Linked DNA regions of Mus musculus: all the other regions are linked to region 4. Evidence: chromatin loops called from intact Hi-C (ENCODE). Cell type or tissue: heart. All regions are shown on one strand. Links, peaks and the distances in the headings refer to the core of each region. The heading gives the core; the rest is flanking DNA.

Evidence for each region. Hi-C counts contacts between places; a loop is a spot of excess contacts. Peaks named below come from ENCODE experiments on the same cell type or tissue, not always from the same donor. Only the 100,000 strongest peaks of a DNase experiment are listed, where the experiment ranks them.
Region 1: it touches region 4 in a loop (5-fold over the local background); 3 of 42 quality-filtered maps call a loop at or near these places.
Region 2: it touches region 4 in a loop (3.0-fold over the local background); 9 of 42 quality-filtered maps call a loop at or near these places.
Region 3: a loop joins it to region 4, with 7 times the contacts of the local background. A loop is called at or near these places in 10 of 42 quality-filtered maps.

Annotation. Positions count from the first base shown.
Region 1 is chr1:165,248,847-165,256,445 of GRCm38, forward strand. It overlaps a transcript of Tiprl not described here. Among named protein-coding and RNA genes, the nearest start is that of Tiprl, 16 kb to the left of the region's middle. In heart, for the core only: a CTCF peak has its summit at 3,391 (motif pointing right); no DNase peak of the experiment used is centred there; H3K4me3 peaks cover 530 bases.
Region 2 is chr1:165,373,698-165,381,296 of GRCm38, forward strand. The region is part of intron 10 of Dcaf6 (DDB1 and CUL4 associated factor 6); the gene reads right to left. Among named protein-coding and RNA genes, the nearest start is that of Gpr161, 82 kb to the left of the region's middle. In heart, for the core only: no CTCF peak of the experiment used is centred there; no DNase peak of the experiment used is centred there.
Region 3 is chr1:165,385,525-165,393,123 of GRCm38, forward strand. Dcaf6 (DDB1 and CUL4 associated factor 6) reads right to left here. Exons shown (of 19, transcript NM_028759.1): 8 at 6,615-6,708; 9 at 4,890-5,009; 10 at 3,134-3,391. Among named protein-coding and RNA genes, the nearest start is that of Dcaf6, 71 kb to the right of the region's middle. In heart, for the core only: a CTCF peak has its summit at 3,485 (motif pointing right); no DNase peak of the experiment used is centred there.
Region 4 is chr1:165,499,687-165,507,285 of GRCm38, forward strand. It overlaps Adcy10 (adenylate cyclase 10), which reads left to right. Exons shown (of 34, transcript NM_173029.3): 2 at 3,424-3,631; 3 at 4,262-4,366; 4 at 6,648-6,686; 5 at 6,886-7,029. The coding sequence starts at 3,484. Among named protein-coding and RNA genes, the nearest start is that of Adcy10, 18 kb to the left of the region's middle. In heart, for the core only: a CTCF peak has its summit at 4,213 (motif pointing left); no DNase peak of the experiment used is centred there; H3K27ac peaks cover 321 bases.

The DNA.
Region 1 (7,599 bases), core at 1,484-6,483, 250 kb before region 4:
GTAGTTAGGAAAGGAGATGTGTATGTATTCAAAGACATAGAACAATCCATGTGTATCACCTCTGTAAGGGCAAATTATCCACATCCCTTGGCGTGTCTGCCACTTACACACATCAGATGTGTGATCAAGGAGAGAACAAGGGGCGTGCCTCAGGGGCTCAGAAAAAGGGGTGGAGCCTAGTGTCAGAAAAGGAAGAGCATGGACAGTGTCTGCGTTAAGGCAAAGCAGGAGTTAAATCACACAGAAGGAAGGAAAGAAGCCTTCCAAGTGCTAATCTGCAGTATTCAGGAGTAGACAGCTGAGGTTGTTCACAAGGCTAGAAAAGGAACAGAGGCAGTGGTCAGCTACGGTCAGCCAAGAGAGCCATACAGACTGCTGGGGTTCTGCTGAAGGAATCCATAGTAGTAAAGCTCAAAATAAAAATTAATATTTTCATAAATTAATATATCATGAGTATGTTTAACATTTATTTTACTGTCTGCTTGTTTATCATTCGTATGTGTGTGTGTGTGTATGTGCCTGCCTGCTTGTCTGTCTGTCTGTCCTAAACTTTTGTGGAGGCAGCTCTCTCTAGGTCTACCTTTATGTGGGATTGGGGATTGAACTAGGTCTTGCTGGCAAGGGTCTTTAGCTGCTGAGTCACGTCGCCAGCGCTGATTGTTTTGAGACATGGTCTCGCCCTGTAGTCAGGTCAGCCTTAAACTCGAGTTCCTTCTGCTTCAACCTTCCACGTGCCACCAAGCCTGGCCACTGTTTAGCATTTCTCATATGCTTGGTCCATGAGGGCTACCCACAGACCTTTACCTCTAAGGTAGGTACCATTTCCTAGAGCCTAGGGCGTTCAAGTCTCTTCCTGAAGACCACAAGAGTTAGGATCCACACCAGAAACATTTTCTTCCTGCTAGGACACAGGCTAGCTCCTTTCTTTTCTGTTAAAGCAAAAGGCTCTAGACAATGATAATTATATGTATCAGAAAAATCTCAGAAGAAATTTGTTTTTCGTCTCATAAAAATCAATTCAACTTTCCCTTGTCTTTGCCCTCTTCTGGAACATTCCACTTGAATACTTATATGTTTATATATTTAACCCACCATCATAGCTAGAGTTGTACAGTCTACATTTTAAATTTCAATGTACTGTTGGAGTATTCTTATATTTTAAGTATTTTAATAGTGCATATCAACTATACAGAATAACGTGTTTATTCTAACATTTTCATCTGCATAGAAAACGTGTTTGATCATGTTTACCTCCCTGTTATCCACTCTTACTCCCCTGCTGTCTACTTATCCTCAGAATAGCATGTTCTGCGTATTTGTTTGCACTTTTACTTTTGGGAAGAAGGTTTTGTTTTTGAAATAAGTCCCAACAGTCCTCTTCCTACTTTTGTTTCCTTAGAGTCTGCACATGAGAGAAAATATGCTGTGTTTCATCTTTCTAGATCTGGCTTACTTTTCTTAACACAGTAATGATGGTCTCCCCTTCCGTCCAATTCTCCTGTGAAGACAATGGTCTAATTCTCCATGTATAAGATATATAAAGACATAAAGAGTGCCCACTCCCTGGGGCATTGGGCCTATAATATGCATTTTAATGTCATCCCTGTTGCCTGCTGCTTTCCAATAGCTAAGGCAATATATATTTTCCCTAGTTCCTGAGGGTGTGATGCCCTGGTTCTAAATGTTAGTCTGAAAGTTAAATATGAGGGCACAGGCCTATCATCCTAGCGCTTTCAAGGCTGAGGCAGGAGGATCATGAGTTTGAGGATAGTCTAGGCCTTATTTAAAAAAAAAAACCTTCTTCTCAAAAGTAAAAGTGCAAACAAATATGCAGAACATGTTATTCTGAGGATAAGCTACAGACAGAAACATTTGTTTAACAGGTGTTAGGACCCAGTCGTGACAGCCACTTCAAAGTTCTATGTGAAAGTTTTGAATAGGAGAGAAAAAACCCCTTCACTGCAGGGTTGGTGAAGAAATGTGTAATGGGCAAGGAACAGCCACTTCATGGGAACTCCCCTTACCAAAGGCTTCCATTGTAAACATTTCTCCTCATAATCCAACAGCCTGTGTAAGTAGCACACACATCCTGAAAAACACAATTCAACTTTAAATGTTATGTCCTACTAGCTGTCCATCTCACTGGCCACAGTTACCTTGGGCTGGAGAGATGCCACAGCAGTTCAGGACGTCAATGCTCTTGAGTGGATCTGGATCTGAGTCCCAGCCCCGACGTGTGACTCACAACCATCTGTACCTCCAGTTCCAGGGAATCCAACCCCTTCTGCTGACTTTGGTGGGCACCAGGCACACACACACACACACACACTAAATAAAATAAATATTAAAAAATTAAGCTATCTTTTCTCATAGTTTTTTGGTGTTAGCCTAGTTACACAGGAGGCCATCCATAATGGGACATTTCACATTTAGCCTTACAATAGAGAAGTGATTTTCTTTCTTTCTTTCTTTCTTTCTTCCTTTCCTTTCCTTTCCTTTCCTTTCCTTTCCTTTCCTTTCCTTCCTTCTTTCTTTCTTTCTTTCTTTCTTTCTTTCTTTCTTTCTTTCTTTCTTTCTCTCTTTCTAATTATCACCTTTTAAAAAAGATGTATTCATTTTATTTATATGAGTATATTGTAGCTGTCTTCAGACACACCAGAAGAGGGCATCGGATCCTATTATTGATGGTTGTGAGCCATCATGTGGTTGCTGGGAATTGAATTCAGGACCTTTAAGAAGAGCAGTCCATGCTCTTAACCGTTGAACCATCTCTCCAGCCCGAGAAGTGATTTTCAACAAAATATTTTAAATTCAGTTTTAAGTCTATACATACTGTGTGACATAGGGCCATCACCAAAGCTGAAATTGGAATGATTCTTGCAGTAATATTATTTTTTCTCCAAATATATACATTTTTTTTTCCTTTTTTTGAGACAGGATCTCACTGGTAGCCTTGGCTAGCTTGAAACTCAGAGAAATCTACCCGCTTCTGTGTTCCTAGTGCTTGGATTAAAGGCATGAACCACCACATGCTACTCTGTGAAGTTTCTATCATTCATAGCATTAAAATATTCAGTGAGTCTAAAGCTTCAGGAAAGAGAAAGACATTATTACATTGTATTGGACTAGAAGGGTTTTTTGTTGTTGTTGTTGTTGGTTTTTGTTTGTTTGTTTGTTTTGTTTTGTTTGCACTCATATTGGCACTACATGTGTCCCTTCTTGTTTGCCTTCCCGGTCATCTTCTGCTGCTTCTTATCCTTTCCTTTATTTCTTCCTGCCTCCATTTCCCATCAAAGTTCCCAGAGTGGTTCCCAGGGCAGCTTTTGCTCACCACTTGGAACCTCGGCCCCAAGCCACAAAATGTGGCTTCTGCAGATCCAACTTTGGCCACTAGGGGACATCTGCTCTCTTGGCATGAAAAGAGAGGTGGAAAAATCCAAACCTAACAAACGAAAAAACAAAAAACAATACAAAACAAAACCCTTTTCGTCACTATTTTCTCCCAAACCAAGGGCAAATACAGAGAACTAAAGAGAAGGCCCAGCTTTATGGCTAACATGGTTTTCGAGTTTAAGGTGATGAAAGAAGACTGTACATTGTCACAGCTGATGGGTCGCAGCCTTGTCCTGTGGCCATCACGGGAGAGTGGGGGAAACTCGCTGTCTCTCAACACTTCTTGTCTCAGTCTTGTCTCCCTAGGCGTGACCTCATTACCTCGGGAAGATTTTCCAACCTGTTCCCCTTCCCCCCAGCCCTGGGACCCCCTTAGCGCCCTCCTCTTCCATCCCATCCACCCCTTTCACTTCCACCTCCAACCTCCTCTTCTGCTTCAGTCCTGATCTCCTTGCACTGGCCAGGAGGGGAAAACTGGGCCGCCTGCTTCGGATTAGGGTTTCCTTAGCTCTCCAGGAGGGCTCAGTGAAAGCAGAGTTGAGTTTTTTTTTGTTTGTTTGTTTGGTTTTTTTGTTTTGTTTTGTTTTGTTTTGTTTTGTTTTGTTTTGTTTTTTATCCCTAGGCAGTCTCAAAGGGTCTTGATTGTTCATCTCCACTGCCCAACAGCAAGTTGGGATTAGAGTCATGTTTCAAATCCAGATCTTCAGCCTTCAAGGGGTGGACTTCCTCTAATACCGCAATCTGTCCTTTAAAGGACTAGTGAGATGGCTTAGCAGGTCAAGGTGTTGTTTGCTGTTCGATGTTCACCATCTCTTGACATTTAATTTTACCCACCAGGAACCTTGTTTCCCTAGCTGCTCCTAACTGGACTGAAAAAGGAAAAAAACTCAGTCTGCTTCCATTCATTCCTTGTAACTACTCGACCCTGTAAACCCTGTTGTCTGTCTTTTCTTCTTGATGCTCTTACAAAAACCCAGCCTGAGGACCTGTGGTTCATCACCAGGATTCACGTGGTACAAAAAGAGAGCCCACTTGTACAGTTGTCTTCTTGACTTCCACATACTTCTTGATGGCACATGCAAGACACCTCCCTCCCCCACCCACCCACACATACAAATAAATAAAAGGTAGGTGTATGACAGGATATTTTAAAAACCAATGGCAATAATCGAATGTTGTGGATTTAGGGTCAGCGAGATGGCTCAGTGGGTAAAGGAGCTTGCCACCAAGCCTAGCAACCTGAGTTTGATCTCCAGAACCAACACAGAGGAAGGGGAGAGCCAACTTCTGCCGGTTACACACGGACCTCTCTCTAAACATGCAAACATGCTAAACAAATATTTAAAAATATTTAAAGAAAGCTGTTAATTTGATATGTTAATTGCATCGTGATATAGAGTTCTAAAGCTGAACAAGGCCCGTGGAAAAAGAGACCTTCTCCAAGGTTCAGGGCTGCATTGGAAAAATGGATTCATGTATGTATGTACATATGACATGAAGATAGAAGTGAACTCAAGAGCCAATGGGCCTAAGGGAGGAGTGTGGGAGGAAGTATGCTCAATGTGTGTCCTCATGTAAGAATGTCCTTATGTGATACAATTCCATGAATAGTGGATTTTTTAAAAAAGGGAACGTCCTTATGAAATCCAGTTCTATAAATAATGAATACAGGACAACAAAAAGTTTAATATCCTAAAAAAGAAGAAAAATGATTTTTTTTCTCCATCCTGCAAGAGCACTGGTTCCAAAACTTCCTAATTTTACCTGGGAAAAATAAATACTCTGTGGTCTTTGCATTTCAGTTTGGTGGATGGCCAGGGGTAACTTCCAACTAGCATTGGCCACACCTAATATCAAACAGGAGAGAGAGAGAGAGAGCCTACTCCAAGGAAAATTGTAAGGTAGCTGGGAAGGACTTGTCTCCCATTACACCAGGTTTTCTTCTTGTCTGGTTCTAAACTAAGTCAGGAATTACTATTTGAAGTTTGTGTTAGACAGACATCTGAGATGAATCGACTCAGAGAAGAAAAGTTCCTTTTGCTTCTCAGATTTGGAGTTTTAGTTCATAACCAACTGGCTTCCTCCATTGCTTTGGGCCTTTAGGACCATACTGCGGGAGCATGAAGAGGAATGAAGACTTTCATTTCAGAGTAGCTGAGAAGCCAAAAGGAAAAAGAAGGGATTCGGGCACCACAGGTTTCTTTGGGGGGTGAGCCCCAGTGACCTAAGAGCCCCTCACTAGATACCATCCCTTTATACTTTGATTTGTTCTTGAGATGGGGTCCCACACTTAGACTCAATTGAACCCACCCTCTCCTTAGTACCCTCAAGTAGTAGGGACTATGGGGCCCCATTGCTGCACCTAACCTAAGGCCCCCGTTCTTATGAAATTTCCACCTCCTCTTGGTCCCAAGCTGAATACTCAGCCTTTACTGCAGAAACCCAGGGGGGACATGTTAGAGTCAAAGAACAAAGTTAAAACAGATTAAAAAACAACAACAACAACAAACTTTTCAGCATTTATCTATTGCCAACTTAAACAAGAGATCTCTCTACTGGAGATGAGAGATGGCTCAGTGGTTAAAAATACTTGCTGCTATGGGAGAGGACCTAAGTCCAGCAACTCACAATGACAACAGTCTGTAACTCCAGCTCGAGGGGATCTGGCAGGCACCCTCTTCTGGACTCCATGGCTCCATGGGTACTGTATTCTCTCTCTCTCTCTCTTTCTCTCTCTCTCTCTCTCTCTCTCTCTCTCTCTCTCTCTCTCTCTCTCTCACACACACACACACACACACACACACTTACACAAATGAGTTTTTAAATAAAAGTAAGATTTAAGAAAGAATGTTTTCTGGAGGTTGCTATGTGTCCTGATGAATATGAACCAACCATTTCTTCAGTGATTTTTTCCTTTAGTTTAGGCAAAATACCCTTGATATATTGATTTGTTTCTGTGACTTTAGAAGGGTCCATTTCTACATGTAGCAAAACGTATAGGCTTTTAGGGGGATGAGATAGATGTCTTCACAGAGCAAGGCTGGAAAATTGCCTTGATCATCAGATTTACGCGGCAGGGTTGTGATGAAGTTGAACCCACAGTCTCAGAAGAAGCTGCCGACTCCTCTATACTGGACATTCTCCTTACAGTGTATTAGCTCTAGAACGTGCTGGCTGCACGGATAGTTTTATGCCAACTTGACACAAGCTAGAGTTATCTGAAAGGAGGGGAACCTCAGTTGAGAAATTGCCTCCCTAAATTCAGCTGTAAGGCATTTTCTTTCTTTCTTTTTAATTAGGTATTTTCTTCATTTATATTTCCAATGCTATCCCAAAAGTTCCCCATGCCCTGCCCCCCATCCCCCCCCCCCCCACTTCTTGGCCCTGGTGTTCCCCTGTACTTAGGCATATAAACTTTGCAAGACCAATGGGCCTCTCTTTTCACTGATGGCCGACTAGGCCATCTTCTGATACATATGCAGCTAGAGTCAAGAGTTCCGGGGAGTACTGATTAGTTCATATTGTTGTCACACCTATAGGATTGCAGAACCCTTTAGCTTCTTGGGTACTTTCTCTAGCTCCTCCATTGGGAGCCCTGTGATCCATCCAACAGCTGACTGTGAGCATCCACTTCCATGTTTGCTAGGCCCAAGAATAGCCTCACAAGAGAGACCTATATCAGGGTCGTTTCAGCAAAATCTTGCTAGTGTATGCAATGGTGTCAGCATTTGGAGGCTGATTATGGGATGGATCCCCGGGTATGGCAGTCTCTAGATGGTCCATCCTTTCGACTCAGCTCCAAACTTTGTCTCTGTAACTCCTTCCATGGGTGTTTTGTTCCCAATTTTAAGAAGGGGCAAAGTGTCCACACTTTGGTCTTCCTTCTTCTTGAGTTTCATGTGTTTTACAAATTGTATCTTATATCTTGGGTATCCTAAGTTTCTGGGCTAATATCCACTTATCAGTGAGTGCATATCATGTGAGTTCTTTTGTGATTGGGTTACCTCACTCAGGATGATGCCCTCCAGGTCCATCCATTTGCCTAGGAAATTCATAAATTCATTCTTTTTAATAGCTGAGTAGTACTCCATTGTGTAAATGTACCACATTTTCTATATCCATTCTTCTGTTGAGGGGCATCTGGGTTCTTTCCAGCATCTGGCTATTATAAATAAGGTTGGGATGAACATAGTGGAGCTTGTGTCC
Region 2 (7,599 bases), core at 1,382-6,381, 130 kb before region 4:
ACACACCTAACAAAGAGGAAAAGCTAAGGGTCTATACACACACAGGAAATTTCTACAAAAAGATCAATGCAGGCATGAAAGTCAGTGGATTTAGTAGAAAGTAGTTCAAAAACTTTAAAAATAAACATCTACCTCTTTCCAAACAGTTTTGCAGTAAACTAAAGGATCGCTGTGTCTTTGCCCTCTGGGAAATGCTCCTGAGAGCCCCGCCCTCTGCACTAGGTACTGAACACTCCTTGGCCAGGAAGGGAAGAAGAGCCGCACACACAAGCTTCTCATTTGAACGGCTGGGGAACACTGGCTCCACAGAGCAGGGTTAGAAAGCAACTGCAGAAGCTGCTTAAGCACACTTGACATCAATAACCTGAAGCTCGAGGGTCCCGTGAAGAGCCCTCGTGAGGAGGAGGATCAGAAGTGGAAGTGGGAGGCTGATGCTGGGCCTGTGCTAGCTCTTGCTGCCTCTGCTGCTCAGCCTTCTTAAGCCTCAGCTGCTGCAGGCGCTTACGGAGCAAAGCTATCTCAGGCCCCCTTAAAAATTCTGACACAGATAGGAAAAGAAAGGAGACAGTAACACAACAAAAAATAGTATAAAGTTGATTATACACTTAAAAAGGGAAAGATTAAATAAGACATGCTTTAAAGAGAAATACTAAAAAGAAATACTGATAAAAAGTCATTAAATTATGAGACAGTCTATGCATATGCAATCAGATGTTTCTCTTTAATTATCACGAATTAGACACATAATTTCTATAAATATTTAAGTAACCAAACAAATGAAAATAAAATATCATAAAAGCAAAACACTATTTTAAATTTATTTTATAGTTTTTTATATTATGGTACTTCGAACTGCATATAGGGCCTAAGTACATATCACTCACTGCACTACACACTTAGCCATTAAGAATCTAAATTAAACATTCAAATAGTCACCATTTTTCTTCTTTGTACAGAAAAATAACACAGAATAGTTATAAAATATTAATTTAAAAAATCTAAACAAAAATTTCAGTTACTTTACTAATTTCAGTCAAGTAACAATATTCAATAAAACAAGTAAATAGTTATATATTTTAAAACAATTATTAGAATTCATTATAACTTTGAAAAATTAAAGTTGTATGTCATACCCTTAAAAAATGTTTCTTCTTGTGTCAGAATTGATATTTTAGCTAAAAAGGTTTATATAATATTTTCTTAATCTTTTCTTTGGAAATACCCAGGTGAAAACAAAAATTACACAAATTTATGCAAAGAGGTAGCTGTATACCTCTTACATATGAGACTTCCCGGACAATAAAACATTGAGCAAAATAATCCTTACCCCTATGGAGTTTACTCTGAGGGAAAACAGACATCTGTGAATATACATTACATGCACATGCACATATATCTCTATACATGCACACATGTGTACCCCAGGGTACCAGCTATATTAAACTAGTACAGAAGGCTTGCAGGCTAGATGAAAGGGAAAGAGTGCTGTTTTGTGGACAGTTCTTAGAAAAGCCTTCTAGTCCCTGATTTTAGTGGGATTGCTTCAAGCTTCTCTCCATTTAGTTTGGTGTTGGCTACTGGTTTGCTGTGTATTGCTTTTACTATGTTTAGGTATGGGCCTTGAATTCCTGATCTTTCCAAGACTTTTATCATGAAGGAGTGTTGAGTTTTGTCAAATGCTTTCTCAGTATCTAATGAGATGATCATGTGGTTTTTGTCTTTGAGTTTGTTTATATAGTGGATTCTGCTGATGGATTTCGGTATATTAAACCATTCCTGCATCCCTGGGATGAAGCCTACTTGATCATGATGGATGACCATTTTGATGTGTTCTTGGATACAGTTTGCGAGAATTTTGAGTATTTTTGCATTAATATTCATAAGGGAAATTAGTCTGAAGTTCTCTTTCTTGTTGGGTCTTTGTGTGGTTTAGGTGTCAGAGTAAATGTGGCTTCATAGAATGAATTGGGTAGAGTACCTTCTGTTTCTATTTTATGGAATAGTTTGAGGAGAATTGGAATTAGGTCTTCTCTGAAGGTCTGATAGAACTCTGCTCTGCACTAAACCCATCTTGTCCTGGGCTTTCTTTGGTTGGGAGACAATTAATGACTATTTCTATTTCTTTAGGGAATATGGGACGGTTTAGATCATTTATCTGATCCTGATTTAACTTTGGTACCTGGTATCTGTCTAGAAAATTGTCCATTTCATCCAGATTTTCCAGTTTTGTTGAGTATAGGCTTTTGTAGTAGGATCTGATGATTTTTTGGATTTCCTCTGTTTCTGTTAGGACTGCCCACTCTCTCCCAATCTATTCAATATAGTACTTGAAGTCCTAGCCAGAGCAATTAGACAACAAAAGGAGATAAAGGGGTATAAATTGGAAAGGAAGCAAACTATCACTATTTGCAGATGATATGATAGTATACATAAGTGACCCCAAAATTCCACAAGAGAATTCCTAAACCTGATAAACAACTTCAGCAAAGAAGCTGGATATAAAAATTAACTCAAACAAAACAGTGTCCTTCCTCTACACAAAGGAGAAAGAAATTAGGGAAACAACACCCTTCACAATAGTCACAAATAATATAAAAGACTTTGGTGTGACTCTAACTGAGCAAGTGAAAGATCTGTATGATAAGAACTTCAAGTCTCTGAAGAAAGAAATCAAGGAAGATCTCAGAAGATGGAAAGATCTCCCATGCTCATGGATTGGCAGGATTAATATAGTAAAAATGGCCATCTTGCCAAAAGCAATCTACAGGTTCAATGCAATCCCCATCAAAATTCCAAATCAATTCTTCATAGAGTTAGAAAGGGCAATTTGCAAATTCATCTGGAATAAAAACAAACAAACAAACAAACAAACAAACAAAAAAACCCCTAGGATAGTGAAAACTATTCTCAACAATAAAAGAACCGCTGGTGGAATCACCATCCCCGACCTCTAGCGGTACTACAGAGCAAATGAAATGTTCGACATCCTCAGTCATCAGGGAAATGCAAATCAAGACAACCCTGAGATTCCACCTCACACCAGTCAGAATGGCTAAGATCAAAAACTCAGGTGACAGCAGATGCTGGAGAGGATGTGGAGAGAGAGGAACACTCCTCCATTGCTGGTGGGATTGCAAGCTTGTACAACCACTCTGGAAATCAGTCTGGCGGTTCCTTAGAAAATTGGAAATAGGATCCAATTGTGTAATAATGTCTCTTTTTATACTGTTCTGAATCAATTAAGCTGAGGACCCAGCAATACCCCTCCTGGGCATATACCTAGAAGATTCTCCAACATGTAATAAGGACACATACTCCACCATGTTCATAGCAGCCTAATTTATAGTAGCCAGAAGCTAGAAAGAACCCAAATGTCCCTCAACAGAAGAAAGGATACAGAAAATGTGGTATATTTACACAACGGAGTACTACTCCACTAATGAATTTGACCATCTAGTGATTGCCATATCCAGGGATCCATCCCATAATCAGCTTCCAAACACTAACACCATTGCATATACTAGCAAGATTTTGCTGAAAGGACCGAGATATAGCTGTCTCTTGTGAGACTATGCCGGGGCCTAGCAAACACAGAAGTGGATGCTCACAGTCAGCTATTGGATGGGACACACGGCCCCCAATGGAGGAGCTAGAGAAAGTACCCAAGGAGCTAAAGGGAACTGCAACCCTATAGGTGGAACAACAATATGAACTAACCAGTACCCGGGAGCTCTTGTCTCTAGCTGCATATGTATCAAAAGATGGCCTAGTCAGCCATCACTGGAAAGAGAGGCCCTTTGGACTTGCAAACTTTATATGTCCCAGTACAGGGGAACGCCAGGGCCAAAATGGGGGAGTGGGTGGGTAGGGGATTGGGGGGTATGGGGGACTTTTGGGATAGCATTGGAAATGTAAATGAGGAAAATACCTAATAAAAAAAAGATAAAAAAAAAAAGAAATCACATTCACATCTCAAAAAAAAAAAAAAAAAAAAAAAACAATGAATTTGCTGGGCAGTGGCAGTGCATGCCTTTAATCCCAGCACTTGGGAGGCAGAGGCAGGCAGATTTCTGAGTTCAAGGCTAGCCTGGTCTACAGAGTGAGTTCCAGGACAGCCAGGGCTATACAGAAAAACCCTGTCTCCTCAACAACAACAACAACAACAACAAACAAACAAACAAACAACAACAACAACAAAACAATGAATTCATGAAATTCGTAGGCAAATGGATGGAACTAGAAAATATCATTCTGTGTGAGATAACCCAATCACAAAAGAACACACATGGTATACACTCACTGATAAGTAGATATTAGCCCAGAAGCTCCAAATAACCAAGATACAATTCATGGACCACATGAAGCTCAAGAAAAAGGAAGATCAAAGTGTGGGTGCTTTGGTTCTTAGAAGGTGGAACAAATTACCCATGTAAGGAGTTACAGAGACAAAGTGTGGAGTAGAGACTGAAGGTATGACCATCCAGAGACTGCCCCACCTAGGGATCCATCACATATAGTCACCAAACCCAGACACTTTTGTTGATGCCAACAAATGCTTGCTGACAGAAGTCTGTTATAGCTGTCTCTTGAGAGGCTCTACCAATGCCTAACAAATACAAGTTGGATGCTCACAGCCAACCATTGGACTGATCACAGGGTCTCTAATGGAGGAGCTAGAGAAAGGACCCAAGGAGCTAAAGGGGTTTGCAGCCTCATAGGAGGAAAAGCAATATGAACTAACCAGTTTCCCCAAAGCTCACAGGATCTAAACCACCAACCAAAGAGTACACATGGTGGGACTCATGGCTCCAGCCGCGTATGTAGCAGTCATCAATGGGAGAAGAGGGAGGCTCTAGGTCCTGTAAAGGTTCTATGCCACAGTGTAGAGGAATGTCAGGGCCAGGAAGCGGGATTGGGTGGGTTGGTGAGCAGAGGGAGGGGGTAGAGGGGAGAGAATAGTGGTCTTTTAGAGGGGAAATCAGGGATAACATTTAAAATGTAAATAAAGAAAACATCTAATAAAAGAAAATATAAAAAGAAGAAAAAAAGAAAAAGAAAAAGAAAAAGAAAAGCCTTCTAGGGTGCTATTTGACCATAGTCTCAAGGACTCAAGGTTCATGGCTATCCTAAAGAGCTGTTCCAGGAGGAGGAAAGGACAAGGAAAATACTCAGGGGAAACATCGGAGATGTGAGAGACAAAGGCAGCATCTTTTACCTACTATTTGCCACAGTGAAGAACAATAAAGAAAGAACAATTCACTCTGGAAAGAACTAATACCCATCCAGTGGAGAAATTAACCAGAGACTGAACGTAAGAGTCAAGGATTCCTAACAAACCTGGATGTCTCTTGTGATGAAACTTCAAGGCTCCTGATGACAGGTAATAACTGAGCCCTGGGGAACTTCAGTGTTTGAGAGAAAACAAACAAACAAACAAACAAAAAACCCCACCAACCAACCAAACAAGTAAGCGGAAATGCTATAGGTCAAGTGAGAAGAGTGTGTCCACAAAGGGTGGAGACAGCTAGTGTGTCGACGGTTCTGATACACTCCTGAAAAGGACATTGAGACCTGACAGCTGGCTTTTGCACTGTGTAAGTCAACGACAAGACTGATGAAAGTACACTGTCATGGTGTACTAATAGGAGCCAGAACCAGACTGCAGCAGGTTCACCAAGTGGGGCGATGAAGTCGAATAAAAAGGTAAACTCTGCAGAGCCCTGAACACTAGTAGAAGAGGGGAGGTTATGGGATGGTGAGGAAGAAAGGTCAAAGGGAACTTGGTATGTCTTAACTGGGAGAAAGTTCCTGCTGCTCGAGTATGCTTAATTGAGGAGAAGGAAAAGACAATACATAAAAAGAAGCAGGTGAGTGCAGGACAGGCATTACTGAACAGACCAAGGACACGGAGGAGAGGAGGGTACACAGCACCAAAGGGCAGGCGAAGTATGTGGGGAAGCATATTCTCAGTGGCAGACTTGGTAACAGAAGCACACACACACAACTCCTCTCAGTGACACTTGCAGCAAACTGCATTTCAGCCTCTTGTGCAAATTTTGTTATTTGGGGAACAAGCATGCTAGTGTCATTACTCTCTTATTACTATGGCCTCTGATGATAAAGAATTGTCTTCAACCAGCTAACTAAGAGTTAATGAACAACTCATCCTGAGAGAGGTAACCCATACACAAAAAGACAAATACTAGGTACACATTTTCTTATATGTGGATACTAGCTGTTCAGTCAATGATAAGAAAGGTACAATCAATACAGCCACAGAGAGTAGGTATAAAGTAAGGGACTAGAGGGAACGAATAGATCTCCCTGCAAAGGTAAATAGAATGCACAGTTATAGATAAAGGGGAATGAAGTGGGAGATCAAGCAGGAATGGAGAGAGGAAAGGAGGAAATGTGGGGAAAGACAGCTAAAATTAAAGACTATTTGAGTGGTAGTATGGAAGTAGCAGAAGCTTCCTAATATGTATGTATGTATGTATATATATATATATATATATATACATACACACACACATATATATATATTACACACACACACACACATATATGAAGATAATCTAAATAACACTGCCAAGTAACAGAGGAGACAGAGCCTCAATTGGACATCTTGTCAACAAATGTGCTGGGATTAGGCTACATGTAGTTGAGTTATTAGAGAAACAACCCAGGCTGTTGCAAATACTATAGGTTGTGAGAGCAACAAACTGATGGCAAGGCGCTATTGCTGAAAATACCTACACAACTCACTGAACACAGAGAAGTCAAGCTGGCACTTATGTAGAACCTTTACCCTCACTGGACACTGTTCTTGGTACTAGAGGGTACTCTGAATAGTACTGAAGGAGAAACAACACCAACCCAGCTAAAAACACTTTGCTCTAAGATGGTGTCCTGCCTGCATGGTATGCTAATGCAATGGTGGTACAAAGTTGGTAGGAGTAACCAACCAATGTCACATTTGACTTAAGGCCTACTTCCCAAGATGGAACTCATAGCCATGTTGCTTGGTTGACCAAGAAGTTGAGACTCAAGAGCCCAAGGACCTAGGGTAAAACCAATACTATAGTTCTACTAAAGGAATGTAGTAATAAACAGCTCCTAATGACATTCTGCTATACTCATAGATCAATGCCTCACTCAGCCATCATCAGAGAAGCTTCATCCTGTAGATGGGAACAGATACAGAAACCTACAACCGGATAATATACAGAGAGTGAAGAGACCTCAGAACACTCATCCCTAAATGGGATGTCTTCATCAAATCCTTCCTCTGAGGGCTCAGGGGAAATCTATGGAGAGGAGGCAGAAAGAGTGTAAGATCTAGGGAGGGTGGAGAACACCAAAGAAACAAGGCCTTCTAAACAAAACAGGAATGGCAAACATGAACTCCAGAGACTGAGGCAGCATGCACAGTGAGGCCTGCACAGGTCTGCATCGAATGTGGATCTAGAGCTAAAATGAAAAGTAGGCCACATGCCTTGTCCCTAACCCAGATGCTGTCTCAATTGAGAACCACTTGCAAATGAAAATTTGGTTTTTCTCCAGGAGTCTCACTGGGGAAATACACTACTCTTTTTTGTT
Region 3 (7,599 bases), core at 1,115-6,114, 110 kb before region 4:
ACATATTATTAAATTTAAAATCACTGAAAACATCCAAAACAGTCCCAAGTAATAATTAGACAAAATAATCTGAAACTTGGGGCTGTAAGACAAGACTTAAATGCACCTTTGGGAATCATACAGTAGAGGAAATCGCAGATGGATAGAGTTTATGTAGAAAAGACAAGAGAGTCATCCTGAGAGGTTCAACCACAGTACTCAATCAAAGTAGACAGAAAAAGAAAAACTAACGACGTTTATTAGAAGCTGAGCCATGATGGAGAATAAGAGCAAACAGCATGTGTGGTGTAAATATCAAGAAAGGCAAGAAGGGAAAGACTGTTAAATGCAACCGAATCAAAGCTCTATGAAGGCACCGACAGAAATGTTCTCATGATTGGCACGATGCAGCTCACTGGTGACTGCCAAAATTTCTACAGGAAAAGGAGGCCGAAAAGCAGCTTTGAGTTGGTCCATGAATAAATGGGGAGGGTGTGAAACGGGGCTGAAGAGAAATGAGGAAGTGAAGAAGCAGAGCCTTATTTGGAGGAATGTAGGATGGTTGAGAAAGGCTTTCTTTCAGATAACAGTATGTTTGTGACTAGAAGGAAAAATTCAGCAGAAAAGGCAATAATGGCACAGGAAAAGAAGTGACTCTGGGGAGGCAGGGGACCAGGAGTCTTTCCCTGGGAAGCTGGAAAGGCAGGCTTCAAACTGATCTGGCCAGGTGTAAGAGGAGGAGTTACATTTCTTCCAGGCAACCTACATGTGCGCATTAGGAAGTTGAAGTGGTCCAGAAAATGAGTGTTTCCGCTCTTCACTGCGATGAAGCTTGCAGCTTATGGAGGGGAGAAGGGCAAGCCAGAGTACTTTAAAAGCCAGGAAAGGGCAAAATAAACACGCAAAGGCGCTGAGAGGAAGAGTGCTCTGAAGTGTTCACTGAGATTTGTGGTGCGACGTTCACCATCATCGCCAGAGGATTCAGGTGTAGACTACGGACCCTGAAACACTGCAGCAAGTTTTCAGTCTCACTGCCTGTGGCCAAGTACTCACAATGACAAAGGAAGGTGTAAACGCGCACATGAAGAGGTATCCGCAGCAGGCTGAGCACAGAGAACAGTCATATCCACATGTCCAGCTTTACACGACGTGCTGACAGACACCACAGCTCTAGACTGACATTCCCACCTACCACAGTCTCACAATGGACAATTCCCAGGGTCTATTAAGCCGTCTAGACTTGGATGGGCTTTGGTAAGCACAGAATGATCAGAAAAGAAAACAAAAACATTTCGTCCTTCCAGATGAGATGTCAGGCTGTAGGATGATGGAAGGGTTACTGCCGAAACAGCTGTAAGTGTAATCTATAGCTCACACCAAATCATTCTCCTCAGAACTGGTACTCTTTTAGACCCGGGAAAATATTCTACCATAGTGTGTAAAAGTTAAGCAACATTCTCAATCTACTAATTCAAAAACAATCCCTTTCTTTAAAATTTTTATGGACAAAGGTACCAAATAATATTCAAACAATGATCATTTGGCCGTCACAAAAGCATTCTTCAGCGCTTAGTCTATCAGACCTAAAAGGCGTTCAGCAGCTTAAACCTGGTATAAAAATGCACAGCACAGCTAAGAAAAAACATTTCTTAAAAGGCTCCAAGAATATTTAACTCACAAATGTATTTAAGAAACAATTGGAACTAGTTAAGATTCAATACAACTTACAACTAGTCTACAGAGTCTTTTTAGCTAAGTTTTCTCAATAACTTAGAATTGCTTACAGACTTTCAGAATATTTGCAATAACACTAGCACTTTTAAAAAATCCCGATCTTGAACCTTACAGAGGACCTGGATTCAGTTCCTAGCAGCTGCGTGGGGGCTCAAAACTGGGCTAACTCCAGGCCAAGGAGGCTGATGTTCTCTTCTGGCCTCCTCAGGCACAAAGTGCAAATGTGCATGGGCAGGCAATATAGACACAGAAAACAAAAGTAAGTATTTTAAAGTTTTTCTTATCTTTACTAATTTCACTAGTTTGGGTCTACTTTCAACTCCTTTGACCCTGTTTCTCAAAGCATTCCAAGTATTTTATTTTCCCTCAAGCTGAAATGCCATGTGAAATGTGAAAGAGATGGCTTTCTAATTCGGCTTTAGCTTACTGTTTTGATAAACTATACACAGTGTTAACAGTTATGCAGCTAACTCTATTATTCCCATAGAAAGTGAATATTAATTATCAAAAATGAAAGATAATGATCAAACTACTTAATTCAAATACCCCATTATCTGGGATCTAGCATCGGTGACAACTTGGAGGTGAAGCTGTTAGGAAACTGTCAGAGGTCTTACTTTAGGTACCAGCATTAATACTAACTATATTCCTTGATACTATTTTTGTTCTGTATTAAGTAAAATGCCTCCTTAGAAGAATTTAAAAATAATAGACAAATGATTTTTACTATATTTAAAAGTACACAGTTAAAATTTCAAGTAGACTATATATTTACTGAAATTATTGTAAATAGTATATTCCATAGTTGGGGTGGGAAAAACATGAGAAGTTACTGTACTGAGAGAAAAATGTGTTAACAGATTTTATGAACTGATATTTTTGACTAACATCAAGTACTATAAAGATAAAGAATTAGTAAGATAATTCTTTTTCATAAATATAGTAGGAAAATAATTCTTCTGGCAAAGTATACTACATTTTTGAGAAGGGACCACTGCAGGTTCACTATTTTCAATATACTCAAAGTACTTAATAATTTGAAGAAAAATTGAAAATATAAATACAATGGAAATAATAATAATGAAATATATTTTCTTGTCATTTTAATAGAGATCTAGAACAGTATTTTGGTTAATAATGGTTTGTAAAATAATCTTTCAGTGTATTACACTATGTCAAAATACTACCTGCTATTACCTTAAATAAAATTACCTTATATAAATTAAAGATTCACTATTTGTAAAAATTCATGAAAACTAGACACGCTTGAATTTTGTGTTTAAGTTTGCTTGTATATTAAAAATGATTTTGGTTACTTATTCCAGCAAGAAGTTACTGTGATTTACAATCTTTCAGAACAGACTAGGTGTTCCTCGGTGTTCAGAGATCAGCACATGAACTTGAAGAATAGCATCCTCACCTGACTGATGATGTGCATGGTGTCCAGACGCCTCAACAGACTGCCTCGGTTCACTGTCTGGGCAAGACAGCAACGAGCTGGAACGAGGGCTTTCTATGGCGGCTGTGGCTGCCTGAGCCTGAACTGGATCTGTAGAGGATGTAGAAGGCTGAAGAAGTGCAGCTGGCATGTCTACATCCATTGCAGTTTCACACACTTCCAAATTAGGACTTGATGGAACCGTAGGAAGAGTTGAAACATCTGGCTGATTTGTTCCACCTTCAAAAAAGCACATGTTAAAGCAAACCCAAGTTTCTAAAAGATCTATTCATTTTAAATTACATGTGAGTGATCTGGTGACATGAACCTAGGTGCCTGCAGAGGGCAGAAGAGGATTCGGGATCTCCATAACTGGAGTTTCTGACAGTTGTGAACAGCCATGTGGATTCTGGGAACTGAACTCAGCTCACCTTCAAGAGCAGTGAGTGTTCTTACCAACTCTTAATTGCTCTTGATCCATCTTCTCCAGCCTCAAACTCAAATTTCAAATGCAAAAAATAAACACAAAACAAACCTCTACAGAAATATTCTGAAAACACACAGCAACATAAAATTTCAGTGTTCTAGTCAGTCTATGTCAACTTGACACAAGCTAGAGGCTGACAAAAAGGGAGCTTCCGTTGAGAACATGCTTCCATACGAGCTAGCTACAAGGCGTTTTCTTCACTAGTGATTGATGGAGAGGGTCCAGCCCATTGTTGGTGGTGTCATCCCTGGGCCACTGGTCCTGGTATTTTAAGAAAACAGGCCGAGCAAGCTAAGAAGGGCAAGCTAGTAAGCAGCACTCCTCTGTAGCCACTGCATCAGCTCCTGCCTCCAGGTTCCTGCTCTGTTTGAGTTCCTGTCCTGTCTTCCTTCAAGGATGAACAGTGATACTAAAGAGTAAGCCGAATAAACCCTTTCCTCCCCTGATTGCTTTTGGTTATCACAGCACTAGAAGCCCTAACTAACACACTCAGTGTATCAGTTATGGCCACTGGTGGTTTGGTCCACTTAATCAAACAGTCTAATCAACAGGGATAAGAATAAATGACATATTCTTGTGAAAATAATCAATCTTGGGCCAGAATGATGGTTAAGCAGGTAAGGAAACTTGCTGACAAGCCGGACTGAGTTTGGAAACTGACCTCCACATACACACTCACACATATATACCAAGTTGTTTTCTGACCCCCACATGCATACTCACACATATACACACATCAAAGAGATAGATGAAAAATTTTAAATAATTACTTTTTCTAATTATATACATACACTTATCTTTAAAGCTTTGCAGACTTCCAATTTTCAAAGTGTATTGATTGGAAAGGGACTTAAAATTAAAAATCTTTTGTTTTGTGTATTTTGAAATTTTGGGTCTAGTGGAATCAGAAGAGAGTTATGACTACATTGGTTACAAAATGCAGTTCGGTTATCAGTTAGATAATATCAACAAAAACTATCTACCAGCTGGGTGTAGTGATGCACAACTTTAATCTCAGGACTCAGGAGGCAAAGGCAGAAGATCTGAGTTCAAGGCCAGCCTCGTCTATAGTACATGTTCTAGGACAGCCGAGCTACACAGAGAAACCTTGTCTTGAGATGCAAATAAATAAAGTAAAATAAAATAACACGCGGACCAGCCACACAAAATCCAAAAACAAAAAAGAAAAAGCAGTTTTGCCCTAAGCAGTTTTACCAGCTCTCTAGTGATTTAACCAGTAAGACAAATTACCTCTGGGCCGAGGTCTTCCTCTTCCTCTGTTGCTTTGTGCAACTTCACTTGCTTCTTCAAACCACCTTGATAACATATCAGACATTCTCTGCATCAGTGACACATTGGGACTTTGCTCTCCTATTACAACATAAATTTTATCAGTAAGTTTAGCAAAAAGTCAGGATCTTTAAATAATACAAAAACCTAGATCTGTAGATCTGAAGGCCTAGAAATCTAAAATTCTAGAAATTAAAAATTAAATTGCCTAAGTAATTTTACATGAACAGATAAAAAGTTATCAGAGTCCCATCACATTTTATAATAATTACATGAGTAAGTACCCATGGGTCTCCTCTCCATCTATGCCTGTTCCTAGGTAACTTTATATCTCCCACTCTTGCTCCATCACTTGTCTATTTACACTTAGAAATGTGCTCTGGGAGGAGCTTATGAACTCCAAGTGGAATAAATTGAAGGAAAGGCTTGCTCTCTCACTACATTATCAAACACAGACATAAAATAACCTTGGGTCTTTAATTTCCCTAAAACAATTCTTGTTACTGTAAAGTTCCAGGTATTTGATGAGATTAAGTCATTCAGGGCTGTATGGCCTCAGATAGTTGCAACTAGCTGACGGAAAATGTATTTTGTCTTTTCAGTGTTACATGTTTTCTTAGTTCAAACAAATATATTTGTTTGCTTTTCCTCTTTAAGGGCATTTGATTTTGTTACACCGTGGGAAATATTAAGAACATTTTATGTCTTAAGTGCTGAGGATATCAAGGGCATTTTAAATGGAAGTATAAAAACAACACTCATGTGGCTTAAAGCAGGGAGACTTGGGAGTTATGATTAGTGTCACAAGCGTCCTGGAAGCCAGTGTGACTAAATAGCAAGGAGAACTGTCAGGGGTACAGAGCAAGACATAGGTTCAAAAGTCAAAACAAACAAAAAGTATGAGGTTAGATTAAAAATGTAATAATTATATAATTCTTTCATTTGGTCTGTTTTTTGAAGACAGAGTCTCTTCATTCTATAGCCCAGGCTGGTCTGGAAATTACTATGTAGTCCTTGAATTTCCAATAATCTTTCTGCCTCAGCCTTCAAAGGCCTGGGATTACAGGTATGGAAGCCACCTTTACATATTGTAACTTTATATTTTATAAAAGTGAACCAAGGATAATATACTTAGGAATACTGTTTTATAAAAGGTCTAATAATAGTTTGAACACAATTTTGGTTATAGATTTATTAAATGAAATATATTCAGATGAATTGTTTTAAAGTTATATATATCTACATGTATGTATGTACATGCTTATGTATATGTATATGTATCTATGTATATAAAGGTTAAATATACATATCTAGTGACTCAGCCATTCCACTTCTAGGAATTTATCCTATGATGTACTAGCACAAATTTACCAAATTATTCTTATTAAGATTTCATTGTAGCATCATTTACAATTGAAAATAATGGAGATAAGGGGTAGAGAAATGACTCAGAGGTTAAGAGCACTTAGTGCTCTTCAGAAGTACTCAGGTTGAGTTCCCAGCATCCACAAGGTGGCTCACAACCATCTATGACTCCAGTGCCAGAAGATCTGATGCCTCCCTTCTGACCTCCACCACAGCACGAGGCACAACATAGTATACATGCAGCCAAAAGCACTTATACAGACAAGATAAATAAATCTTTAAATACCACATGTCACAAAAATCTGGCCAAAATATAGTTACCATCTCGTTCTCGTTCACTTTCTGGCCGTGCTCTGGGACCAGTATCTGACCAATCACCACGAAGTCTCAAGCGCTTAACTGGAGGCTGTCGTAACTGAAATGTAATCAATCATAAGCAGATTCTATGTGAGTCTCAAGAAGAATGGGTTTGGCAGACACTATTGCATACGCCAGCAAGATTTTGCTGACAGGACCCTGATATAGCTATGCCAGTGCCTGGCAAACACAGAAGTGGATGCTCACAGTCATCTATTGGATGGAACACAGGGCGCCTAAAGAAGGAGTTAGAGAAAGTACCCAAGGAGCTGAAGGGGTCTGCAACCCTATAGGAGGAACAACAATATGAACTAACCAGTACCCCACAGAACTGTGTCTCTAGTTGCATATGTAGAGGAGAGGCCCTTGGTCTTGTGAAGATCATATGCCCCAGTACAGGGGAATGCCAGAGCCAGGAAGGAGGAGTGGGTGGGTTGGGGAGCAGGGCGGAGGGAGGGTATAGGGGACTTTCTGAATAACATTTGAAATATAAATGAAGAAAATATCTAATAAAAAATTTTAAAATAGAAAAAAAAGTTGCCATTTCAAAATTTAAAAAAGAAGAAGAATGGGTTTGCTTTCAGTTTTTATTCTGGTGATAGGGTTTGAATCCCTGTGCATCCAAGGTAAATACTGTACCACTGAATTAATCTCTAGTCCTCAATTCTTACAGCATACTTTAATGGAGCATTTCCATCCCCAAATTGTCTTTAAGTACAGAAATGAGATGTTAGATGGAATGTTACATGAAACATTGCTCAATGCTGTCTCAGTCTTCCACCGTGCTTGTGATGATGAGCACTGGAGCTACAGTCCATACTTGCTATTTCCAACTGGAAAATCACAAATACAAATACAATTGGAAACTGTATACACGAAAGCTAGGTTTACTAGTGCCAGTCTGCAATCCCAGGTGAGGCAGGAAGATCATAAATTCATTACCTATTTA
Region 4 (7,599 bases), core at 1,154-6,153:
AAGTGTTCCCCTACTCCACACCTCCACCAGCATGAACTGCCAGTGGCTTTGCTGATCTTGGTCCTTCTGACCGGTGTAAGTTGAAATCTTCATGTAGATGTGACTTTCATTTCCCTGGTGGCTGAGGATGCTGAGCGTTTCTTTAAGTGCTTTTCCAGCATTGGAGTCTCCTCTTTTGTGAGCTCTCTGTTTACATCTGTACATTTTATTAGGTTATCATTTGTTTTCTTCATATCCAGTGGGATGTTTTTAGTTTTTTAAATAGATACATTGGATGCTAGCCCTCTATTGTATATGTAATCTTTTCCTATCCTGGAGGCTGCCACTTTGTCCAAATGACAGCATCCTTTGCCATGCGGAGGCTTTGCAGTGTCATGAAGTCCCATTTGTTGATCTTAGTGTCTGTGTTAACCGTGCTCTATTCAAAAAGTCATTTCCTGTGTCAGTGAGTTCAAGGCTATTCACCGATTTCTATAAGATTCAGTGTCTGGTCTTATGCAGGGTCTTTCATCCAGTTGGAGTTGAGTTCTCTGCAGGGTGATAAGGTTGGATTTATCTGCATTCTTCTCCATGCAGCCGTCCGGTTTGACCAGCACCGTTTGTTGTAGATGCTCTCTTTTTTTCCAGTGTGTATTTCTGGATTTTTTTTATGAAAAATCAGGTGTCCGTAGGTGTATTGATTTATGTATGGGTCTTCAATTCTATTCCATTAATCAAGATGTCTGTTTTTATGCCGATATCATGCTGTTTTTCATACTGTAGCTCTGTAGGACAATTTGAGTTTAGAGTTGATGATGATCCAATGGTTCTTTTATGATTCAGAATTGTTTTAGCTATCCTGTAAGGTTTTATTTGTTTTTTGTTGTTGTTTGTTTGGTGGTGGTGTGGGTGTGTATGTGTGTGTTATTGTGTGAAACTGGAAGTTATCCTTTCAAGATGTCTGAATTGTGTCTCAGCTTCTCTCTCCCATCTACTGGATTCTGTTGGTGAGGCTTGCCTCTGAGGTTCTGTTCAAGTTTTTCATTTCCAGATTTCCCTCAGTTTGGGTTTTCTTATTGATTCTATTTCCACGTTCAGGTCTTGAACTGTTTTATTCATTTCCTTCTAATGTTTGTTTTGTGTTTCCATAGATTTCTTTAGTGGAAGAATTGTGGTGGAGGTTTGATGGGGACTGCATTGAATCTGTAGATTGCTTTTGTTAGAATGGCCATTTTACTATGTTAATCCTGCCAATCCGTGAGCATGGGAGATCCCTCCATCTTCTGAGATCTTCAATTTCTTTCTTCAATGCCTCAAAGTTTTTATTATACAAGTTTTTCTCTTGCTTGAGTAGTGTTACCCCAAGATATCATTCGTGTGTGTGTGTGTGTGTGTGTGTGTGTGTGTGTGTGTGTGTCTGCGTGCATGCATGTGCGAGCGCGAAAAAGTGTGACTTTGATTTCTTTCTCAGCTCATTTGTCATTTGTACATAGAAGGGCTACTGATTTTTGTGAGTTAATTTTTAATCCTGCTACTTTGCTGAAAGTGTTTATCAGCTGTAGGAGTTCCCTGCTAAATTGTTAGGGTCACTTATGTGTAACATCATGTCAACTGCAAATAACAGTACTTTGACTTCTTCCTTTCCAATTTGTATCCCCTTGATCTCCTTCATTTGTCTTATTGCTCTAGTTAAGATATCAAGTACTATACTGAATAGGTACATAAAGAGTGGACAACTTGTTCCTGAGTGTAGTGGAATTGCTTTGAGTCTCTCCATTTAAGTTGATGTATCATATCATAAAATCTACTTTAAGGTCTTTAGATTGTACTTCAGCTATATTATATTTCTCAGAACCTGTTATAGTAAGGTTGCTGGACTCTGGTAGGTACATATTATCCTAACTATTCTTGATTGTGGTTTTATGCTATCATCTAAGCATCTGGATTTGGGATGATTGTAGTTCTGGGTACTAATATCTGGTCTTGTCTTTGTAGGGTGGGTGTTTTGTTCTTTGGTTTCTGTTGGCCTCTCTGGTTCTTAGGAGGGTGTGGTGGCTGTGAGCTGCTTGGTAGGGATTGCAACTGGGTTCTTGCTAGCTGTGGCCACTAGGGGTTCCTGGTAAAGTGTGTTTCTAGGTATTAGGAATTGTAACTTAGGAATGGGGATGAGCTAGAAGGAAGGGATCAGGGTGGGGTGGGCACAGGGAGAAGAAAACAGTACATTTCCATCAGGATCTGCTTAGTCCCCTGGGATGGGGGCAGAGAGTGAGAAAAGGCCACTGCAGGTGTTCTGTAACAGAGCTGAGGTTGAGACTGGGGGATTGGAAGCAGAGAAGGGGAGGAGGGAGGGGGTGAGACTGGGGGGTTGGATTTGGAGGAGAAGAGGGAAGGGTGAAGATTCTCAGAAGATTCCCACCTGTGTGGCAGGTGGGTTAATGCCTGCTGGACATGAAGGCTCTATTGGGTTTTGGGTTTGGTTTGGGTTTGGGTTTGGGTTTGGTTTTTGAGGAAGGGTCTTATTCTGTAGCCAGGCTGGCTGGGAACTCAGTGATGATCCTCCTGCCTCAGTCACCACCACTCACCACCACTGGAATGCTGTGATTGCAGCCATAGCCCTCTAGGCTTAGCTAGAACTTTGTTTAACCTCACTGATCATCTGCTGTTCACCCCTGAAGGAAGATCTTAGTCAAGACTAATTTGCTTAGAGCCAACTGGCAGCAAAAGGAAGTGCCAGCATAGCCTCCCACTTACAACTTAGGCCTTTCAGCGCTCCAACTGTCACCCACCCTTCAGAGCTTTCTCACTCTCTGTTTGACATTATACCTTAATTTACTTAACCTCTTGCCTATAGATAATGACCTGATACCCCCACACAAGCATGTGCCCACGAAAACTCAACATCTGTGTTTACTTTTTATAAGGGACAAAAGATAACAGGCCCAAAGAGGATGAAGAACAGAGAAACAAAAGGAAATGGAATCTGGCTAGACTGACCGAGGCTACTCCCTGGCAGGGTTTCCCTTTTCCTGGAAGTAGACGGGTCCATGGCTGTCCTCCATAGGCTGCTCTTTTGGGTAGCTGTTCAGGATTGGGTGGAAATCCAGTCACAGTTTTTTTTTTTTTTTTCATATCGAAAAATAATCCTACAGGCAGAGGCAAACAGATCTCTATGAGTTAGAAGCCAGCCTGGTGTTCACAGTGCGTTGCGGGCTAGAGGGGATATGTAGTGAGACCCTCTCTCAAAAAAAATGAAGGAGATTGACAGGGAGGGAGGGAAGAGTGATCCCTTTCGGGTTATCAACAACTCTAGCTCTGCCAGGACTCGATCATTTATTTAAGTAAACGACCATCCACGAGTTAGAACAAAACCACTGGAGGAAAACAAATGGGAAAGAGAACAAATGCATCCGTTAGATTCCCTCCATTCCCAACTTTTCTTTCCAGAAGACCTACTTGGGGAGACAGTTTCCTGGTGCTGAAAAATCCTGACCATTGTCCTTGAACATGAGTGCGCGAAGGCAGGAATTACAAGACAGGGCAATCGTCAAGATAGCTGCTCACTTACCAGACCTCATCGTCTACGGAGATTTCTCTCCGGAACGGCCGTCAGTAAAATGTTTTGATGGAGTTCTGATGTTTGTTGATATTTCAGGCAAGTGACCAAGGGATTCTTGTTTAATGCGGGGGAGCAGCAGGCTCACATCAGAAGTCACATGCAGGTTGTGATGGTGGTAGGGGCACCATTTTCTACCCCCCAGGCTGTTAGAGCAACAGAACAGCTCATCTCACTGTGCACACAGGAAAGAGAGAATGACCTCTGGCCCCAGATGTCTCTCATCTTCCCTTCCCCCAGCTTTCAGTCACAGGCATGTCTGTGAGGCACTTCTGGCTCCAGTGTCCCTGCCCCAACTTCATAGCCTGGTCTCCCAAGTCCCACACATATCTGCAACAAACTAACTCAAGAGACGAACTGCTCCTGTCTGCACACTGATACTAAACCTGTCTCTTCAGAAGCATTGGGGAAATGTGTGGCCTTTAAACCACGGAACAAAACCTTCTATTTCCAACACTATGCCATTATCACTGTTTACACTGGGAGCCTAGAAGGAAGAGATGGCCTTTCCTGACCCTAGCTTACTAAATTCTGCGTGCACGGCTACTGTCTGGCCACACACTAAGGTCATTTGAAACTCTGCCACTTTTAGTGGGTCCCACTGCAGGGCCAGTGGGCCCTCTGCTGGCTGTGCTTAACTCGAAGGAAACCAGCTGCTGTTTCTTACAGGTTTTACTGCAATGACTGAGAAGTTCAGCACGGCCATGTACATGGACCGAGGAGCCGAACAGCTCGTGGAGATCCTCAACTACTACATAAGTGCCATAGTGGAGAGTAAGTATTCTTGGGGGTTGCTGGACAGTAGTCAGACTGTTTGTATTTGTACAGTCACCTATCATTATCCATACTCTCCAGGAAGTCCACAAACACACACACACACACACAGGCACAGGCATAAATACACACACATAGGCACACACACAAACACACACACACACACACATGCCTCCTTCTGATTAGAGGTTTGTTTGTTTTTGTCAACTTGACACAAGCTAGAGTCATCTGGGAAGAAGGAACTTTAAAAACAAAAAACAAAACAAACAAACAAACAAACAAAAACCCACCTTCATCGGAGCTGGAGAGATGGCTCAGCAGTTAAGAGCACTGACTGCTTTTCCTAGCAGTCCTGAGTTCAATTCCCAGCAACCACATGGAGGCTCACAACCATCTGTAATGGGATCCAATGCCTTCTTCTGGTGTGTCTGAAGACAGCAACAGTATACCCATATACATAAAATAAGTATAAGTAAATCTTGAAAAGAGAAGAAAAGAAAAGAAAAGAAAAGAAAAGAAAAGAAAAGAAAAGAAAAAGGAAAAAAGAAAAGGAAAGAACACCTTATCAGGTTGGCCTGTTGGCAAGTCTGTGGTGCAACTTCCTGATTGATAGTTGATGTGGGAGCTTCCAGCCCACATCAGATTCCCTGGATCTGCAGTTATATAGATGGCTGTGAGCTGTCACATGGATGTGGGTGGTACGACTCCTAGGCAAGTGGCACTGGGTCATATGAAAAAAGCAGTCTGGATGAGCCATGGGTGCAATACAATACACAGCACTTCTCCATGCTCTCTACTTAAATGTCTGCCTCCACGTTCCTGCTTCACTCTTGCCCTGAACTCCCTTCATAATGAACTGACAGATACAAGCTAAACCAAGCTCTTTCCTCTCACAAATATGGATGGGGTTTATTGCAACAAGAAAAAGCTAACCAAGATGGTCACCAGCACTTTTAATATGCTACAATACAGTTAAAGAATATGATTAAGCCTTATCAGTAGGACTACATGAGAGAAAGAATGTTTTGTGTTAAAGACCTGAGTTTATAGCCCAGGCTGGCTTGGAACTTATATAAATATGACCTTGAAGTGTTTTAAAAAAATCTTCTTGCCTTAGCCTACCAATACTGAGATTATAGAAATGAGCCACCATTGATGTTCTTTAAAGTTTTATTTATTAATATTTATTCTGTGTATGGGTGTTGTGCCTGCATATTTGTGTGTGCACAGATGCATGCCTGGTGTACACAGAAGACAAAAGAAGGTATCAGATTCCCTGGATCTGCAGTTATATAGATGGCTGTGAGCTGTCACATGGATGCTGGGAATCAAACCTGGTCCTCCGGGAAATCAGCCAGAATTTTTGTTTGCTTGGGGTTTGTTTGTTTGTTTATTTTGTTGGTTATTTTGAGACAGGATTTCTCTGTGTAGCCCTAGCTGTCCTGGAACTCACTCTGTAAATTAGTCTGGCCTCCACCTCACAGAGATCTACTTGTCCCTGCTTCCTGAGTGCTGAGATCAAAGGCATGCACCACCACCACCAGGCTCAGCCAGAGCTCTTAACCATTTAGCAATCTCTCTAACCCTAGGCTAACGCTCTATAATGTAGAAATAAAATCTATGACCCCCTAAGACTTAGGAAACAGAGGCAGAAAGAACATAAACAAAGTTACTTAAGTTACAGAGTGACTTCCAACTAGTCTTAAGTTGTGAGACTGTTTCAACCCCCATCCCAAAAGCATAGTGGTAGAGTACTATTCCAGAATGCAACAGAAAAGCTGGCCTATAGAGAGCATTCTTGTACACTGGGAAGAAGGCAAGCATCCTTGGGTCTTGGGAACTCTGCCCTCCTGTTTCCTGGCTTGTTTGATTTTTGTTTTGTTTATTTATTTGTTTTCCTAGAACACAGATTTACTTCACTGGCCTACACAGAAGTAATGAAATGTTATGTTTGATAGACGTGTATTTTCTAAATTGCTATTCTTACTATCCCGTTTCTTCTCCTCTTCTTCCTCCTCCATCCTCTTTTTCTCCTCTTTCTTCCTCTCCTCCCCACCCCCACCCCCTGCCCCAAGACAGGGTCTAGGATTTATCTATGTAGCCCAATCTGGCCTCAAACTCACAGTAATTAATCCTTCTGTCTCAGCTTTCCAAGTCCCAGGACTACAGGCGTGTGCAACCATGCTACCAAGCCTGCTTCTACTTTACCAATGAGTAATGTTCGCTAAAGAATCAGTCTGACTTAACTTTTCTTTATTTCTTCTTCTTCTTCTTTTTTTAGAAGTGCTGATTTTTGGAGGAGACATCCTAAAATTTGCAGGTATGGAAGCTATCTGAGATGGGAAGGGTAGAAAGGAAGAACCGAGTAGCCTGCCCTGTCACAAAGGAGGCACCTCGGGGAGTCGTGGTCAGGGAATGGGTTGAGAAATGTTTGAAGCAGCACAAGCTTGTGCAATGTTCATGCAAAACACCCCGATCTCCAGGGTAGGGCTAAAGTCCCCAGAATGTCTCTCTTAAAGGTGATGCCTTGCTGGCCCTGTGGAAAGTGGAACGAAAGCAACTGAAGAACATCATCACGGTGGTGATTAAGTGCAGCCTGGAGATCCATGGCTTGTTTGAAGCCAAGGAGGCTGAAGAAGGCCTGGACATTCGAGTTAAGATAGGTAAGGATCCAGAGCGGATCATGATGGTGTATGCATGTAATCTCAACTCCCAGGAGCCTGAGGCAGGAGGATCGCTGAGAGTTTGAGGCCAGCCAGGGTGACATAACGAGACAGTCTCAAAAAATACACAAAAGATTTGTGAAAGAACAGATGCTACAGTAGTTGGGGTCTGGGTCCTCATGCCTAAGAACATGCTGGCCTGGCCCTACCATGATGCTTTGGAACTTTGCTAGCCAGAATACAATTTTTTGCTCATTCACTGACCGTTTGAGAGAACTGGAGATGATCATGATGTCTATAAAGTAGGCTATTATAAAAGTAAGGTATACTAGATGTGGTAGGACACATGCCTATAGATGCCTATAGTCATATCACTCAAGGCATACAGGAAACTATTGTGAGCTTGAGGACAGCCCAGGCTATACAGGGAACCTTGTCTCAAGAAATGACTACTTCTGGGCTTAGAAATATAACTCATTTTTCAGAGTGCTTGCCTACCATGCAGAGTGCCTTGGATTTCAAGAACCACATGAACCAGGTATGGTGGAAATGCTTATAACCTTAGCACTC